Regions from separate parts of the Homo sapiens genome. Here region 1 is linked to region 2. The links are chromatin loops, found by intact Hi-C in ENCODE. Cell type or tissue: OCI-LY7. All regions are shown on one strand. Each heading gives the region's core, and the rest is flanking DNA. Links, peaks and the distances in the headings are about the cores only.

The links. A loop is a pair of places that touch in the nucleus more often than their neighbours do. Peaks named below come from ENCODE experiments on the same cell type or tissue, not always from the same donor. Only the 100,000 strongest peaks of a DNase experiment are listed, where the experiment ranks them.
Region 1: a loop joins it to region 2, with 4 times the contacts of the local background. A loop is called at or near these places in 3 of 110 quality-filtered maps.

Annotation. Positions count from the first base shown.
Region 1 is chr11:46,003,248-46,011,247 of GRCh38, reverse strand. All of the region lies in intron 6 of PHF21A (PHD finger protein 21A), which reads left to right. Among named protein-coding and RNA genes, the nearest start is that of LARGE2, 85 kb to the right of the region's middle. In OCI-LY7, for the core only: CTCF peaks have their summits at 4,402 and 4,612 (motif pointing right); a DNase peak (open chromatin) is centred at 4,647.
Region 2 is chr11:45,924,576-45,933,964 of GRCh38, reverse strand. It overlaps LARGE2 (LARGE xylosyl- and glucuronyltransferase 2), which reads right to left. Exons shown (of 14, transcript NM_001300721.2): 5 at 9,288-9,389; 6 at 9,076-9,180; 7 at 7,814-7,926; 8 at 7,618-7,743; 9 at 7,368-7,523; 10 at 7,094-7,254; 11 at 6,372-6,650; 12 at 5,896-6,045; 13 at 5,593-5,788; 14 at 4,869-5,335. The coding sequence ends at 5,120. PHF21A (PHD finger protein 21A) reads left to right here. Exons shown (of 19, transcript NM_001352027.3): 19 at 1-4,646. Among named protein-coding and RNA genes, the nearest start is that of LARGE2, 6.6 kb to the right of the region's middle. RefSeq lists enhancers at 3,378-3,467, 3,818-4,007. In OCI-LY7, for the core only: no CTCF peak of the experiment used is centred there; DNase peaks (open chromatin) are centred at 524 and 3,694; H3K4me3 peaks cover 4,609 bases; H3K27ac peaks cover 5,430 bases.

The DNA of each region.
Region 1 (8,000 bases), core at 1-8,000, 77 kb before region 2:
CAAAGTGCTGGGGTTACAGGTGTGAGCCACCATGCCCAACCTCATTGAACACTTTTATACACCCTACCACTAGCCAGGCTAAAAAGTGAAGTTACAAATTAAAACGGTTAATTCTTTCCCTCAAGGAGTTCACGATCTAGTGGCAAGATCAAAGAGTCCAGTAACTCCTTTAAGAAGTTTTGTGATAAAGGGGAAAGGGAACTATAATTAAGCAGATGCCTGTTTTCTGTTGATCACTTTTTTGAGAGGGGTGTGTGTGTGTGAGAGAGAGAGAGAAAGAGAAAGTTTTTTATACAGAGGAGACTTGATCATGCTTATTTATTATAGTAGGAGAGAAAGGAGCTGGTATGATGCTGTTCACTGCCTGGTTACTTTAATTGCCCCCAACAATTCAGACTTATGAATGAACTGATCATTATTATCCTCAGTCCACTGGGTAGGGGTGTAGAGTTAGTCAGGGAGAGACACAGTGAATTTCCAAGATAAGGGGAAAAGAGAGGCACAGAAATACATATATCTTTTTCCTTGTTCTTCTCTAACTTCTGTGGGTCAAGGCTTTGCACGCTGGCTTAGAAAACCTGTTATTTCTTCCACAGCCAAGATTGTTTTGTTTTGTGATTGTTGACTTGCAGTATTATGAATTACCAAAAGAAGAGAACCCAAAAAGCATACTCCGGTGCCAAATATAATTTAATTTTGAGTTATTCATACCACTATTCCCAAACAATGTCGTAAAGCAGAAAGAAATTCAGGCATTAGAGTCAGGAAACAAAGATTTGGTTTCTGGCTTTGCCACTTAACTGTATAATTTTAGACAAATTACTAAATCTCCTTGAGTTTCATGTTATTCTTCTGTAAAGTATCTTCACAAGATTGTTGCGAGGTATAAGTAACATAATGTATTTAAGAGAAAAGCCTTTGTTAACTGTAATGTCAGTTATATTTACAAAATGCTGACATTTTAAAAATAGTTGTGTATTTTGGACTGTTCCTGGTCTCAGGTGACTTAATCATTGAATTATTAAATCTCCATTATTAATTTTCTTTAGAAATGCCCAGGAGACTGCTTCATGAGTGTATATCAGGAGAGAGCTTTAGTTTTTGTCTTTAAATGATTGTTCTCATTCCTGCAGTAACTCTCAAACTTGGCATATTTTTCTCCCCTTTCTTTTAGTATGATATGGTTAAGCAACTAAATGAATGTTCCTCAGACTTCCCCAAAATTTTTGATTCTGGGATAGAAGCAGGAATAATCTTTTGTTAGAAGCTGAACAAATTAGGATACTTATTTAATGAAAATACTGTAAAGTGACTGACGGCCCCTTTATCTGTTTCAAGGAAACACTTAGCACCTAATTGTGTAAGCCAGAAAAATGCAAGGTGATGAAAGAGTTATACCAGATGAAATGACTGTTATCCTGAGTAACCACACATTCTGGACCAAAAGACAAAGCAGAACACATAAAACAATGAACGAGCAGAATTATATTAATTGTATTGTGCAGTGACTAAGTGGATGGGCTCTGTAGCCAAACTGCCCAAGTTGGAAGTCTGCTCTGGCTCTGCTATTTGCTACTTTTGGAATGTTGGAAAGTTACTTTTCTGTGCTTTAGTTTCTCCATCTGTAAAATAGCATACTATATAGTACATATCTCCTAGGATTGCTTTGAAGATTAAATTATGTAATACATAGCGTGCTTAGAACTGTGCTTGCCTTATAGTAAGTACTATAATAAATGTGTGCAGCTGCTATTATCGTTACATGTTTAGATGTTAAATTGTATGGTTCAGACACTTGGTATAATAGGGTTTCACAGATCATTCTAGGCAGGTAGAGTCAAGAAAAGTTTTATAAAGGAAATGGAATGTGTCAGAACCCTCAAAGGTAGATGGTTAAACAGAATTGGGTGAAAGAAAAAAGGTACTCCAGGACCAGGGAACATCATGAACAGAAGGTGAGAAATGTGAACTAATGGCCGGGCGCAGTGGCTCACCCCTGTAATCCCAGCACTTTGGGAGACCGAGGCGGGCAGATTACCTGAGGTCGGGAGTTGGAGATCAGCCTGGCTATCATGGTGAAACCCTGTCTCTACTAAATACAGAAAATTAGCTGGGCATGGTGATGCACGCCTGTAATCCCAGCTACTCAGGAGGCTGAGGCAGGAGAATCGCTTGAACCCAGGGGGTGGAGGTTGCAGTGAGCCGGGATCACGCCACTGCACTCCAGCGTGAGCGACAGTGAGACTCCGTCTCCAAAAAAAAAAAAAAAAAAAAAAGTGAAATGTGAACCAATTTGTTGAGTTCACTGAGCAGGGAAGAGTCCAGTCTGATTGAAGGATCTGATTAAGATGGAGGGTGAACACTGGTCAAATAAGTAGTGGAATGGGAGTGGATAGGGTTGACAAGATTATTTTGTAGTTGCATTCACATTTTACAGTTGCAAACATAGCATTTTGCAGTTGAATTTACATTTATTTACTTAAATCTAACAAAAATTATATTCAGATTTATTTATATGAGATATGTAAAACATATATTATTATTTTCCTTTTATTTTATAAATGAATATACTGGAACTCAGAGAGTGTGACTTGTCCAGCAGCACCAGGTTTTCATACACAAAACCGAGTCACATTTCCACCATATCTTGCCATTTCTCTTCCTTTGCTAGATATACAGGTAAATTTGACAGCCAATCAAAGCAGACTCTTTTCCCGTCTTCTACCTTTGACCCATGGAGTAGCTTTCAAGACATTGGCACTTCTCTACTGAAGCAAATCTGGGTCAAGATGAGATGTATGCTGCCCATTTCCTGAGTCCTTCAGGAAAGCAAGAGAGGAATTTTGATTAAGTTTAGCTCATCTTTTCAGAACCCAGGCCATATGTGGTCCATAGTGTCCCGGATATGCTTCACAGTGTGGAACTCTGCTCTGTATTTTCTTTAATAAGGACACACACACAGGAAAATTTCAATTGAAGACCTCACAAATGTTTTGAGATTTTATTGAGTTATCATCTGAACATTATGGATTAGTCTAGGATTTCACATGATAGAGTGTATGGGCGTATGTGAGTAAACAAATACACATTGTAGGGGAAGGTGCTGAAATGTTAAAGTTAACATTCCCAAATAGAAAATGGGATAGTTTGCAGGTTACTTTCTGAACTTCACTTCGTGTTAATTTTCACCTACCAGTTGGTGGGTAGAACAACATTAAACACATTTTACTTTAGTACCCTTCTGTTCTTATCTGGAGCATGGTAATCCCAAGTACAGACAGAAAAAGAAGAAGCAGATATGCGATTAAAAATGAAAATAACATAACAACACGGATTATTGTGATAGATCCTGTACCTTTTTAAAGACTCTGACATTCCACTTAGGAGTAAGATGGAAAAGTCCCTTGTTCTAAAATTTGAAAATGATAAAAATAAGTCATATTAATGGAAATTAAAGAAAGAATATGTCCATTGTTAGGTTATGTAAAGGGTACACATCTCACTTCTTTCACATCGTTTTTTGATTTAAATTAATGTAACTAAATTTTAAAATGACGGATTTAATATTCATGCTAGCAGTTTATTTTTAATGTGAATAAAATTAACAGTAAAACTATCATAAAAGATAGATGGGGCCGGGCACGGTGGCTCACACCTGTAATACCCAGCACTTTGGGAGGCCACAGCAGGCGAATCACCTGAGGTCAGGAGTTCGAGACCAGCCTGGGCAACAGGGTGAAACCCCATCTCTACTAAAAATACAAAAATAAGCTGGACATGGTCGTGGGCACCTGTAAACCCAGCTACTCAGGAGGCTGAGACAGGAGAATCACTTGAACTTGGGAGGTGGAGGTTGCAGCGAGCCAAGATCACGCCATTGCACCCCAGCCTGGACAAGAGTGAAACTCCATCTCGAAAAAAAAAAAAAGAAGAAGAAGAAAAAAGGTAGATGGAAGTATCTTCTGTAAAGTGCCACAGATTCCTGGCTTCAGCGCTACCTGGATTCCTTGAAAAGACAGGGGGCCCTTTTCTCATCTCTTAGAACCTCACTATCACTTTGCATGTTTTTGAACACATGGTAGGTATGCAGTGAGCTAGTGTTGATAGATGTCTCGTCACGTTATGGTTGGTTGGAGGGAAGAAAGATCACTTTTTAAGTTAGTCACTCTATATTTAAGTGTTTTTGTAATGGGAAATCACCTGTAAAACGAGCTTGCAGGAACGCTCTAAAGATTAAAACTGTGAAGTGTGTGGCATATGCTAGGCACTTAATAAGTAAATAATAGCTCTTGTTATTGTTATCTTTAAATTTTACTGACTGTTGTTCTGACTTTGACTTTGCATTTTCTGAGATCTTTGAAAATACATATTGTTAGTACCTGTTGATTTGTATTTTGTGCCTTTGAAGGAAAGAATAGAAATATTATTCCAAGGGAGGGTTGTTGGTCTTAAAATATTTTTGTGCCATTTTTATTGTAGGCAAGTATATCACATTCTAATAGGCGTTTAAGACAGTTCAATACTTAATACAAGTGTATCTTTTTAAATAAGACATTTGACCAGCTGAATAGATTGTAGTAACCTGTTGTAAACTAGTTTCAGCTGAAATCTCACTGATCCCACTAGATGGCGTTAGTTCATTAAGGCATAACTTCATCCTCTAGCTCAGGCAGACAGCTGCCTGTGTAGATGAACTGATTTTAGTATCTTTAGAGAGTGAATGTGGCAGTAAACTTTTAGACTCCTTGTTATTTATATAGCGTGATTTGTGGAGGTTATTCAGAAAGTTTAGGAAGATAGAACACTGAGGGCAGATTTATTCAAACTAAAGAACTATAACAAGTTGCAATATTTCGTTAGGTGCTTATTAATTCTGGATTTGACTTAGCCTTTGCCCTAATTGTATATACAACCGAAAGATTAAGAATTTACTGATTTCTCATGGTTTTTTGCCCTATTAAAATAATTCTTGTTTGGGCTTCTGGAAGCATTGGAAAACAAATGAAAATTGGGAGTACACATTTTTTAAAGCATGAAGTTTATAACATTTAATTTTAAAATCATTTGGCTCTTATTTATAGGAACTATGTCAACAGTGATCTACTTGTCAGTTAATCTGGTTCTTTAATCGTAAATGTAAAATAACAGTGAACATCCTAATTCTTTAATTCTCTCTTGTCTGAATTTGAATTATTTTTTATCTACAAAGACTGTTTTATATTAGACCAGCCCATTTTCAAAGTTTAAAATTGTGCTTTTCCACAGGCATTTGTAGGCTCCAAATAAACTTTTAAAATTGTATGTTTTATTTTTCTTACTGTTCTTGAGAGTTCTGAAGTTGAAGTTTTTTAAAGAAATGAATACGATTCACATGCAAAAAAAGCATTTCCACATTTCATTAGAAGTGTTTCTTTTTTCTTTATGATCAGATTCATACAGCTAGAGTAAATTGTTTCAGAATTGGTGGGATGATCCGTCTTGAGCTATGGAAGCTTAATTGTGCTACAAATATTATTCTTTTATTCATTGCTCATAGGGAGTAAGTAGTTGGTGCTGATGGTTCCCCTAATGTTTATTTAACTATTCCAGTATAAGGCAGTTCACATTTCTTAGTAAAAGGATCGTTGATAGTTTCATTTACCTAGTATGTAATAAAAAGCTGAGAATAATCAGGGGCATTTGCTAATGGAGTCAAAATAACCTGTTTTATAAGTCAGAACAGGAAGGTCTGAACATTTGGTGCCCATTAATTAAGTTAATATTGCAAATGAGGTTTTTGCTTTTCTTATTATCTTGAAACCTTCAACCAGAAAAAGCAACTGCCTAAGATTATTTGGTATATACAAGGCGTTAATATATTGTGCAAATATTCTACAGTCTGAAAAATCTCAAAATCTGAAACACTTCTGGTCCCAAGCATAAATTTGTATAAATTTTATACAATATTTTACATCATTTTGTACATGAAACAAAGTTTTGACTGCATGTTGACTATGATCTATCACTTGAGGTCAGGTGTGAAGTTTTCCAGTTGTGGCATCACGTCAGTGCTCAAAAAGTTTTGGATTTTGGAGCATTTTGGATTTCAGATTTTTCAGATTAAAGATGCTCAACCTGAATTTTTGGACTGCGGTTGCTCTTGGTAACTGAGCCTGCAGAAAGTGAAATTACTGATGTGGGGGACTGCTGTATTAGTTGGGTGTATACATGCATGTGTTAAAATTTAACTGCATAATCTCATTTTCCATATTCAGAGACATTTGCAGTAAGAGACAAATATTATTGTAAAGGGAAAAAGTAAACTTTGTTGTGTAGTGCTTATCTGTTTCCCTGTGTTTTTTCTTGAGGGTAGCCATGATAAAGAAGGGGAATAAATTTCGAACACATGTAAGTATGTGTGTAGTGAATGGGAGAGAGGGAGAGATGGTATTTTCAGGAGGCATAAACTGTATTTTACAAAGACATCTTTTAGATGATGAGTCCTTTAGTCTTGAGGAGACAGTTCAATGGAAAGCATTCTAGGCCTGGCAGATACAGCCCTCATCCACAGTAAAAGTTAAGTGCTATGAAAAAGTAATAGTCTGTGCTATGCAAACCAATATGAAGAAAAGTGAGTTTTTGTTTGATAAGAGGTCAAATGAGCACAGTTCTTTAAAACTTTTATGTTGAAGAAAAGAATAGAGAATATTCTGTCATAGCTACTGATAAAATATTTCAGTTTATGAAATATTGTCACTTACATGTTTTAAGTAGCTTTTAATATAATCTTAGAACAAGGACTTCCTTCTCTCCTCTACCCCTTCCCTACTCCCCAGTGTCTCTTATTTCTTATCTATTAAAAGTGAAATCCATTTCCTTTGGTCAAAAGTACAAGTTTTTTACAGTGTCCAAGACATCTCAAATTGATTCACTTTGTTATATAGAAAACACCATCTGTGATGTCAGACCATTTCTTAGAAAATTGACTGTTAAGAGCTCTTTTGCATTGAGTTATTTGGTTTTTATGAAGATGAACATTGGATGAAATTTCTTACCAGTATGCATAATTCAATGATTTTAAGAATCTATGGAAAATAAATTTAAACATTTTTAAATGAAATGGGATAAGAAAAAGGGGAGACAGGATTTTATTCATTGGTATATCTTTTTAATTTTCTACTTTGTGACTCCGTTTAAAAAAACCAACTCTGTAATTTTGAAGCAGAGATTCTGAAATTACCACTTTTCTAAAAATATCACTTACAGCTGAAACTTAATATATTGAAGCATTTTTGTTCTGAGGATGATACATATTTTCATAAAGATGTATTTCCAAATGGAAACAGCACTGAAGCTTCTGAAATAGGGAACCTTTCCAAAATAGGCTGTGGTTGCCTGGGTGAAGAATATTAGGTTGCAACACTCAAAAAGGAAATCCTGGCATAGGAAGCAATTGATGAAGGGCAAATGTCTGCAGAGTGTAATGAAGCTTTTAAAAGCACTTGTGTGGGCCTGCATGCAAGGCCTTGCCAGTACTTTTCAAATTAAAATTCATGTGCTCTGTAGTGTGCTGAGCCATACTCATACTTCCATCTTTACTTCTCTTCTACATAATATATCATTCTTATTTTTAATCTTCTATAAGTACTAGTCATCATCCTAGTGAGAATTGTAGCGTTTTCTCACTCTGCCCTTCGTGAAAATGTCATCATCATTATGGGCAGCAGGGCAGCTTTATGGTGTTTTAAAAATCAAGTTCATCAGCATTTTTAAGCTATCAATTTCTTGTTTTAGTGTCATTAGTACTATGAATATTGAATATTTTATGACTCTTTAGTTTTATAAAATATTTTTTTCTTTTAGCAGTGGGGGAGAGGATAGGTATTATCCTCATTTTGTAACAGTATTAACACCGAAGAGAGTCTGAGTGATGACTAGACACATAGATGGTGTGAAAAGAAAACTTGGCATTTTTTTTTTTTTTTGAATGTTAGCCTTTAACCCAAGCTCTTTCCTCCATA
Region 2 (9,389 bases), core at 1-8,000:
AGCCCCTCTAGGAGAAGCCACGGGATCCCGGCGGCAAGGAGAACAGAACACTGAAGACTCTAGAAAAGCAAAGCCGGATTTCTGGAAAGTGCAGAATTCTTTTGGTTCTTTGGTTCCAGAGAGAGAGAAGATGCTTGTGCCAGGTGGCACCAGAGTTTGCCAATTGATCCTTCTTATTCTGTGTGTACATGCAAAGATTGGACCATGTTACATGAAATAGTGCCAGCTGGAGGTTCTTTGCCAGCACCATGCCAAGTGAAATAATATATTTACTCTCTCTATTATACACCAGTGTGTGCCTGCAGCAGCCTCCACAGCCACGATGGGTTTGTTTCTGTTTTCTTGGGTGGGGAGCAGGGACGGGCGGAGGGAGGAGAGCAGGTTTCAGATCCTTACTTGCCGAGCCGTTTGTTTAGGTAGAGAAGACAAGTCCAAAGAGTGTGTGGGCTTTCCTGTTTCTAAACTTTCGCTACTATAAAACCAAAAAAAGGAATTGAGATTTCACCAACCCCAGTGCCCAGAAGAGGGAAGGGGAGTGGCTGGAGGGAGCAGGGGGTGGGACAGTGTATCAAATAAGCAGTATTTAATCACCTCTGGCGGGGGCCTCGTGCAAGGGGAGACTGACACCAAGAACAGCCAGTAGGTTCTTCTCCCCTGCACTCTGCTCCCTGCGCGGTAACCCCACCACTCCTGAAGCCTGCCCAGTCTCCTTCCTTCCCTGCTTGGTGAGTCGCGCATCTCCGTGGTTATCCCGCTGTCTCCTCTCCAAGAACAAGCAGAGCCCGGGCCACTGGCCCTTGCCCAAGGCAGGGAAGAAGGATGTGTGTGTCCAGGAAGGAAAAAAAGGTGGATCAGTGATTTTACTTGAAAACAAGCTCCATCCCTTTTCTATATTTATAAGAAGAGAAGATCTTGAGTGAAGCAGCACGCGACCCAGGTGTGTGTGAATTGAATGGAGACGTTTCTTTTCTCTTTCTTTAATTTTTGTTTTTGTTCTTTTTTTCTTTAAGGAAAGTTTTATTTTACTGTTCATTTTACTTTCTTGGTAACAAAAACTAAAATAAGGAATAGAAAAGCTGTTTTTCAGGCTGACAGTCCAATTAAGGGTAGCCAAGACCTTGCATGGTAGAGTAGGAATCATAGTGTCAGTGAGGTCCCGTGAGTCTTTGTGAGTCCTTGTGTCATCGTTCGGGCACTGTTTTTTTATGCAAGGGCAAAAATCTTTGTATCTGGGGAAAAAAAACTTTTTTTTAAATTAAAAAGGAAAATAAAAGATATTGAGGTCTTCCTAGTGTTACTTAAATTAAGATCAAGGTAAGAAACATTGTAAAAAAAAATTACAAAAGTGCTATTTGTTTCCTAAAAACAGTGATTTCTATTAAAAAGGTGTCAGAACTGGAGAAAATGCCGTGTAGTTATAATTTTTTAGCACAGACCCTGCTGATCACGATGACATTTTGCCGTGTGTGTGTCTCTAGACTGGTGGGCCAGTCTCCTTGAAGGACAGAGGCGGAGCTCCCCACCCTTCTCTCTCCTCAGAAAAGACCGTGCTCTCTTCTTGGTGCAGGGATCTTGTCTCCTGTTGTGAAGCCCAAATGGAAGCGTGGATGGTATCAGGGCCCTACCCGTGGTCTTCTCAGATTCTGCTAGAGCAAAAGGCTGGTGCCTAAATAAGATCCCTTCCTTTGGTGCTGCTTTTGGTCTTTCAGCCACCAGCATTATGAGTGCCTGGGGGACACCTCCGAGGGAACTGGCCAGCGGAGCTCTGTGGTGCGCACGCACCCTGGCCGTGACAGGAGGGTGCGGGAGTACAGGCTGGCTGCATCAGCCCTTGGTGCTTAGAACAGAGGAGGAGTGACATGTTTTGAGGGTACGTCTCTGAGACAGAGCCCCAGCGTGGCCTTCGCTCTGTCTTGCCTTTGGGGAGAGGTCTGAAGCTCCCACTCCTTTCTCTGCCTGTTGGCTCCAGGCACCAGAAATTTACTCCACTCCACCCACCCACAAGCCTCCTGGGTGACCCTGGGCTAGAATTGCTGCGCTTGCCTCGGCTTGGCCGGTTGTGGCCTCTCCTTGAGAAAACCAGGGTTGTGAAAGACTCAGACCATTCTCTCATCTTGCCTTGTCAGAAGTAAATTGTGTCAGATTTGTGCTCTCGCTGGAGACCTTTGCCCCTTGCGTGCCCCTGGCCGATGGGAGGGCGGTGGAGGCTCTGTACCCTGGCCCTGCTGGAGCATCTCCCCCAAGCCCACTCCAGGCCCTGGGAATGGCCAGAGTCTAGGAGAGGTAGAAACGATCCTATCAGCTTCTCTCCCACCCAATTAGGCCCAGAGAGACAAAGACAGATCTGAAAGCAAATGCAACAGAGAAGAGACACTTCTTAGAGTAAAATGTGTCTCATCTCTATCAGCCATCGCCTTTCATCTTCCCAGGGGCCTCAGAAGAAGGAATTAAGTTAGGCTGAACAGGCCTCAGAGTTAGGCCCTGGCTGCTTGATTGGCTGAGGGGGAAAGAGTTCCCTTTTCTCATTCAGAAACCAAGGTGCTGTGTCTAGTCAGGGAGCCTTGGAGATGCCTGGACTAGTTGGAGGAATCGTTGGCAGAGGATCAGAGACCAGCAGCAGGCTGTCTGCCCTGTCTAGAGCTCTTCCCCTCAACTTGTCTGGGCCCATCTGGGGGTTGCCACACAACACCTAACTTACCTTTTCCTGAAAGAAGTTGGGAAACCATCATCACTAGAGGCCTTTGCTCAGAGAGGAGCTGCCTTAGGAGTCTTGGGTCGGAGGACGGGGCTAGGAATTGACCAGGGCTTTGCCTGCCGCCCTCAGCAGTGTCGGGTACATTCTGACCTCGCCTGCAGCTGGGCTGTGGATTCTTCCTGACATTCAGATGTGAGCTGTTTTGGGAGTCAGCTAGTATGGAGTACGAGATGCAACCCAGCCCCCAAACCTACATTCTGCACTCAAATTCCAAAACACTGCTTTACTGTAAAGAAGAGGCCCCTGGCACCCAATCTCCCTGTCCTTCACTGTCCCCTCAGACCTGGGCGGGGAGGGGGGGGGGCCTGTGACCACCTGAGACATACGCTCGTGACACTGCCCCACCCCAGCCACCTCCACTTGCTTCCTCCTCCTTCCCTCCGCTGCTCTTTCCCCACGGCCCAGAATTTAGCTGCTCTGACAGCCACTTTTGAGACCAGCTGGCTTTGTAGTCACTTCAGAGAGCTGGAGCGGCTGCCCACTGGGCCCTGACTGGGAGTCCCCTGCCAGCTCCTGATCAGGCGCTGCGCCCTGGTGGCAGTGATGACTGGGAGTCCCCTGCCAGCTCCTGTCCAGGCGCTGCATCCTGGTAACAGTGAGGCCATGTTGCTGTCATCTCCACCTCTGCATTCTTGCTGCCTGTGGGTCCTTTTTCTTTCATGGAGCCTGCTGGGTCTTGTCTCACCTGTGCTGAGCTCCTCTGGGGTTTTGATTTCTTCCTTCCTTATCAGGCCCTTTGGGGTAAGCCTGCTGGTTGTACCTGACATAGGGAGGCAGTTAGGGGCAGTCCCTGGTGGGGCCGCCCTGGCAGCCTCCAGCTGGCACCATCGTGTGCCTGGTTTCCCTGCAACACCTGCCTCTCTGTCCCTGCTGCTGCTTGGCTCAGGCCCAACAGGCAGCGTGCATGGAGGTGGTTACACACAGCTGTTTCCGTGAGGGTGACCGTGTCTGCAGCACGCTTCCGTCTCCGCATGCACGGCTGCCTCTCCAGCCACCTCTGATACTTCTCTCTTGGGGCCATCAGAGCCTCCCTTGGGCTGTCACCTCCCAGCTCACACACACTCTTCAGTGGTTTCCTCTCTTCATTCTCTTATAGGGCGTGGTCCTTCTTATTTATCTAAAGGGCTGAATTTAGGAGACTTTTTACCCAGGGGCAAAAGGCTCTTAGGGTAATGAGATGGATGGTGGCCCAGGTGCATTTTCCAGGGCCTGGGTTCTCCAGATCCCGTGGCTTCTGTTGAGTGGAGGCAACTTTGCTCTGTGTGAACCTCGCCCCTGTCCCTCTGCCGGGCACCCCTGGCAGGAAGCAGGACTCCCATCCTCACCCTGACTTAGACTGTCCTCTGAGTCAGCTCCTCTCCAAGACAGGAGTGGGCAGCCCTGGGCAGTCTTCTGGCCCCTTGCTAAAGTGAGGGGCAGGAAGCTGGGGCTGCCCTCCAGAAAGCCGGGGTAGGAACTCTGAAAAATACCTCCTCTAAACGGAAGCAGGGCTCTCCAGTTCCACTTGGCGCCCCCTCCCACAAGGCCCTTCCTCCCTGAGGACCCCACCCCCCTACCCCTTCCCCAGCAGCCTTTGGACCCTCACCTCTCTCCGGTGTCCGTGGGTCCTCAGCCCAGGGTGAGCTGCAGTCAGGCGGGATGGGACGGGCAGGCCAGAGGTCAGCCAGCTCCTAGCAGAGAAGAGCCAGCCAGACCCCAACCCTGTCTCTTGTCCATGCCCTTTGTGATTTCAGTCTTGGTAGACTTGTATTTGGAGTTTTGTGCTTCAAAGTTTTTGTTTTTGTTTGTTTGGTTTTTGTTTTGAGGGGGTGGGGGGGGATACAGAGCAGCTGATCAATTTGTATTTATTTATTTTAACATTTTACTAAATAAAGCCAAATAAAGCCTCTCAGCCTCATGGTGTTGGGTTTGGGGCAGGGGAGGGTGGGCAGGACACATTCCAGTCCCAGCCTCTGCCCTCCCTGACTGGCTGTCTGGGGGTGGGGGGCGGGGGGGTGCTTGCCCTTAAGGGCCCAGGCCCTCCTGTGACCCCAGCTGGATGTAGCACCTCCCTTGTGCACTGACGCCCTAGCCCCAGAGTGCCCTTGCTCCCCCAAACCAGGAACACAAAAAAGATGTTTTAAAACTTTAATTATGAAAAAGGGATAAACAATTCAAGATGGGGGAACCAGCCCCAAACTGGCTGGGGCAGAGAGAGACCAGTCCCCAGCCATACAATAGCAGCAAGGGGAAGACCCCACCCCACAGATGCTCTGCCCCAGCCCTTCCCAGAGACCTTAAATAATTTAAATAGCAGGGATGGCGGAGGGCAGGTTGCCCTGGTGTCTGCCCAATGCTAAGATGAGGGGCAGCGCCGGCCCAGCCTCAGCCTCGGGCAGGGCTCTGGGGCTGCTGCAGGGCTGGGAGGTATTTGAGGGCAGCAGCCCCATGGTGGCGGGACAAGTCCTGGTGGAATTCGTCCTTGAGGGCCTGGAGGCAGTCACGATAGGTGGGGCTGGAGCGGAAGCGGGAGATGTCCAGGCTTGGAGCGTGGGGCAGATGGATGGTGAAGGCCTCGGGCAGCACCAGGAGCTCATATTCCTGCAGGGTGGGGCAGAGGAGCAGTGGCTGCCTGGCTTGCCTGGCCTGCGGGGAAGGTGCAGCTCCAGAGAACAGGCTTACCCTGTAGCCCCTGAGAGCTAAAGCAAGGGCCAAAGGGCAGATTATTTTAATTCCACAGAAGGGGGACATTTCTAACAGTGTTGCCTAGTGGTGTGGTCCCCCATGCAGGTGTCGTGAGTTCCCTGGACCTGGAGGTGCTCGAGTCAAAGGTGGAGGCAGCAAGGTGCCCTCCTCACCTGGGCATCCAGCTCCACAATGTGGGCCACTTTGTTCCAGCCGAAGCCCACAAAGCGAGGATCATAGCGGGGACAGTCTCGTGGCACCACCACGTAGGGTTCATAGTTGGCCGCCCATTGCACACGGTACGGGGCCTGAGCCTCCCGCCAGCGGGCATAGTCTGTGGGTGCGTGGCCTCGGGGCCACTCGTGGTACCTGTGCAGCAGGGTCGGGTGGGAGCCAGGCTGAGGCTAGGAGCTCGTGGGTAGTGGGGGCCAGTGTGGGCAAGTGAGTGGAGTGGGCAGAGAAGTAGCCTCTCCTACCTGAAGGTGTAGAGAGTGCCCGCATCCAGCAAGGCCAACAGCTCCACCTTGGAATGGGGGAAGCTGAAGCGGTAGCGCAGGGTCTCGAATGCCGGCACCACCAGTGCTGCCTTGCGCCGGCTGCCCAGCCCCAGCTGCTCAATGGAGGCCCTGAGGAGGAGCACCCATGAGCAGGGGAGAAGAGCGGGGCATCTAGGACTGGGCCAGTGACACTCATCAGGGCATTAGCCACAGGACTAGACCACCATGGGCCATCTTGCCTGATGCGACGGGTGGGCACAACCACAGGTGGAGCTGCTGTTGAAGCCGGCCCTGGCCTCCCTGTTGACAGCCCAGAGAAACAGCCTAATACAAACCCCAATTGACAGAGGCCACTGAGGCCCAGAAAGGAGCAGGGACATGGAAGCCTGGGGTCCCACGCATGCCCCGTCCACGTCCACCCCATATATTGTTCCCCTCTCTGCCTGCAGGCCCACCTGAGGTAGTCGTAGAGAGAATAGGCAGGCAGGAAGTCAATGTCACTGAGGAAGACGTAAGGCGTGAGGGCCTGGGCCAAGGCCACGTTGCGAAGCTGGTTGACGGGGTATAGGGGCCCCTCACGGTACACCACATGGTAGGCCACGTCCTGCCGGGCAGCAAGCACTGGTGAGGCCTCGACGAAATGCAGGAACTGCTGAGCTTCTGCGTCTGTCAGGTACAAGGCCAGGCTCATGGGGCCAGGCCAGTGCCTGCACAGGGCTTCCAACATCTGCAGCCTATGGGGAGAGGGAGGTCAGCACAGCTCTGCCCCTCTTGCACAGGAGCTCAGGGAGGCCTGGCAAACCTCCCCAGTTAGCTGCTGCTGCCACCTCCTCAAGTGACTTACTGAGCACCCTTCAAATACTTTTAGAGCCAGTCTGATTGAATCTTCACAACTACCCCCACCAGGTGGGTACTTTCTCATTTGAGAGAGAAAACTAGGGGCCAGAGATATGAAGACTTGCTCATGGTCCCACAGCGACCGAGGGGCAGCTCCGGGCATCTGAATGACTCCAGAGCCCAAGCTCTTTCCACCATATCCAATGTCTCCAACTTCTGGAACTCCCTGAGGGACAGGTAGCTCACTACCACAGCATCAGGCTGCCAGATGGAACCTCCTCTCAGAAGTGTCCAACCCCAGCCCATGCCATACCCCCTGGGCTGCCCTCTGCACCCTCACCGGTCCATGGACAGCTGGGCCACAAGGGTGACATCGTGAGGCCGGGGGGGTGGCGGTTCATGGGGCAGGAAAGTGACATGCACACGGTGCACAGTGAGCTGCTGCTGCCGGAACTCAAAGCAGGGGTCTTCCTCGTCCAGTTGTGCCAGGGCCTGCTGCAACTGAGGGGGCAAGGGGTGACAAGGACCGGGGATAGGGCAGAACAACACATCCCCCAGACAAGGCTGGGTCCCACCAAAGCAGAGAGGGGCAGGGGAAGGTGACTCCTTCTCACCTGCTCAGCACCAGGTGGGGGCTGGCTGGGGCACACAAAGAGCTCTCTCCGCAGCAGGTTCCCATCGTACTCCAGGAAGGTCAGGTAGAAATTGCGGAAGAATTCCACATGCTTGTTCTTCACCCGAAGCTTCTTTGGTGAGTTCCAGTGGATCACCTGGGACCCAGGAGGGTGTTGGGGCCATGGGAGCAGGGAGCAGAAGTCTCCATCCATGGCCCCCCACCACCACACAGCCTCTTGTCCCACTCACCTTGAGGTCAGACGCCTCAGAGTAGCAGCGCTCGGCCAGTGTGTGATCTGACAGCTGCACATTCCAGACACAAGGCAGACGCTGCACTAGCCCCGGGTGCTCCTTGATCACAGCGTTGAAGATGTCCTGAGCAGAGACACCCATCACATCCCAGCCCCCAGCCTGCCACACCCCACCCGGCAAGGCTTCCTCAGACCTGGTCAGCCAGTGAGGTGGCAGGCAGGCTAAGGAGCTCCCGCCTGGCTGTCAGCCTCCACATCTGCTCCCAGCCAGCCTGCCGGAGCCGGTCCAGCCGCAGCAGGATCACACCTGCCAATGAAGAGATGCTGTCATGCCCACCTGGGACGACCAGCTCCTGGGGGACATGGGGGTCATGAAGGTGTCCTTTGTTTTTTGACATTGGTATTTTCTGACTGTTCAGACATGATCATGGACTACTTGTTTTTTGTTGTTGTTGTTTGTTTTGTTTTGTTTTGTTTTTTAGAGACAGGGTCTTGCTTTGTCACCCAGGCTGGAGTGGTGCAGTGGCACAATCATGACTCACTGCAGCCTCGACTTCCCAGGCTCAAGCAAACCTCCCACCTCAGCACCCCACCACAACCCCCACCGAGTAGCTGGGACTGCAGGCATGCCACCACACCTATCCTTTTTATTTATTTACTTATTTTTTATTTATTTACTTATTTATGTATGAGATAGAGTCTCACTCTATTGCCAAGGCTGGAGTACAGTGGTGTGAACTCGGCTCACTGCAACCTCTGCTTCCTGGGTTCAAGTGATTCTCCCTCCTCAGCCTCCCAAGTAGCTGGGATTACAGGTACGTGATACCACCCCTGGCTAATTTTTGTATTTTTAGTGTAGAAGGGGTTTTACCATGTTGGCCAGGTTGGTCTCGAACTCCTGACCTCAAGTAATCTGCCTGCCTCAGCCTCCCAAAGTGCTGGGATTACAGGTGTGAGCCACTGCGACTGGTCAATTTTTTAATGTTTGTAGAGACAAGGGTCTCACTATGTTGCCAAGGCTGTTCTCGAACTCCTGGGCTCAAGCGATTCTCCCACCTTAGCCTCCCAAAGTGCTGGAATTACAAGCCTGAGCCATTGCACCCAGCTTGCTCGTAGACTACTTTTGTCAATAGTCAATCCTCGGGGGTGAAGAGGAGGCGCTGTCCAGCTTACAGAGCACATCCATGGCCTTCTCACACTTGGTGATCCCAGGGCTGTTAAAATTATCCCCCATTTAATGGATGAGAAAACTGAGGCTCAGAGGGAGCACGAGAGCTGGCCAAAGTCATCCAGCACACACAGGACTGTTGGAACTGCTGTCTGTCTCTTCATCCAGGGTTCTTTTCACAGCAATGTTCTTCCTGGGGGACTTCCTAGCATTCTTTGCCCCACCCAGCCCCAGGGGCCCAAGGACCAGCAGACCACCCCGCCTGCCTCCCCTCACCACTGTCCCCACCTGTGTTAAATCCCCGGCCCAAGGCAGGCCAGGGCCTGTGGTTCTTCCAGAGGTTGCCCAGGTACCAGTCACTCTGGTTCTCCACAAGACCGATCGCCTGCGTGTCTGGGAGGGGAGGGCATAAGGGAGCTGTCTGAAGCTGCCACAGGACCTGGGCTCAGGGCTGGATGCAGGGATCCTGGGCAGGCCAGGCAGGCTCCCAGGCCTCTCACCAGAAAAGTGAGCAAAGAGGGCCCAGAGCTCCGAGATGTCAGAGGCGAAGGTGACATCCGTGTCCAGGACAATGACGCGGGCCAGCTCAGCAGGCAAGGCAC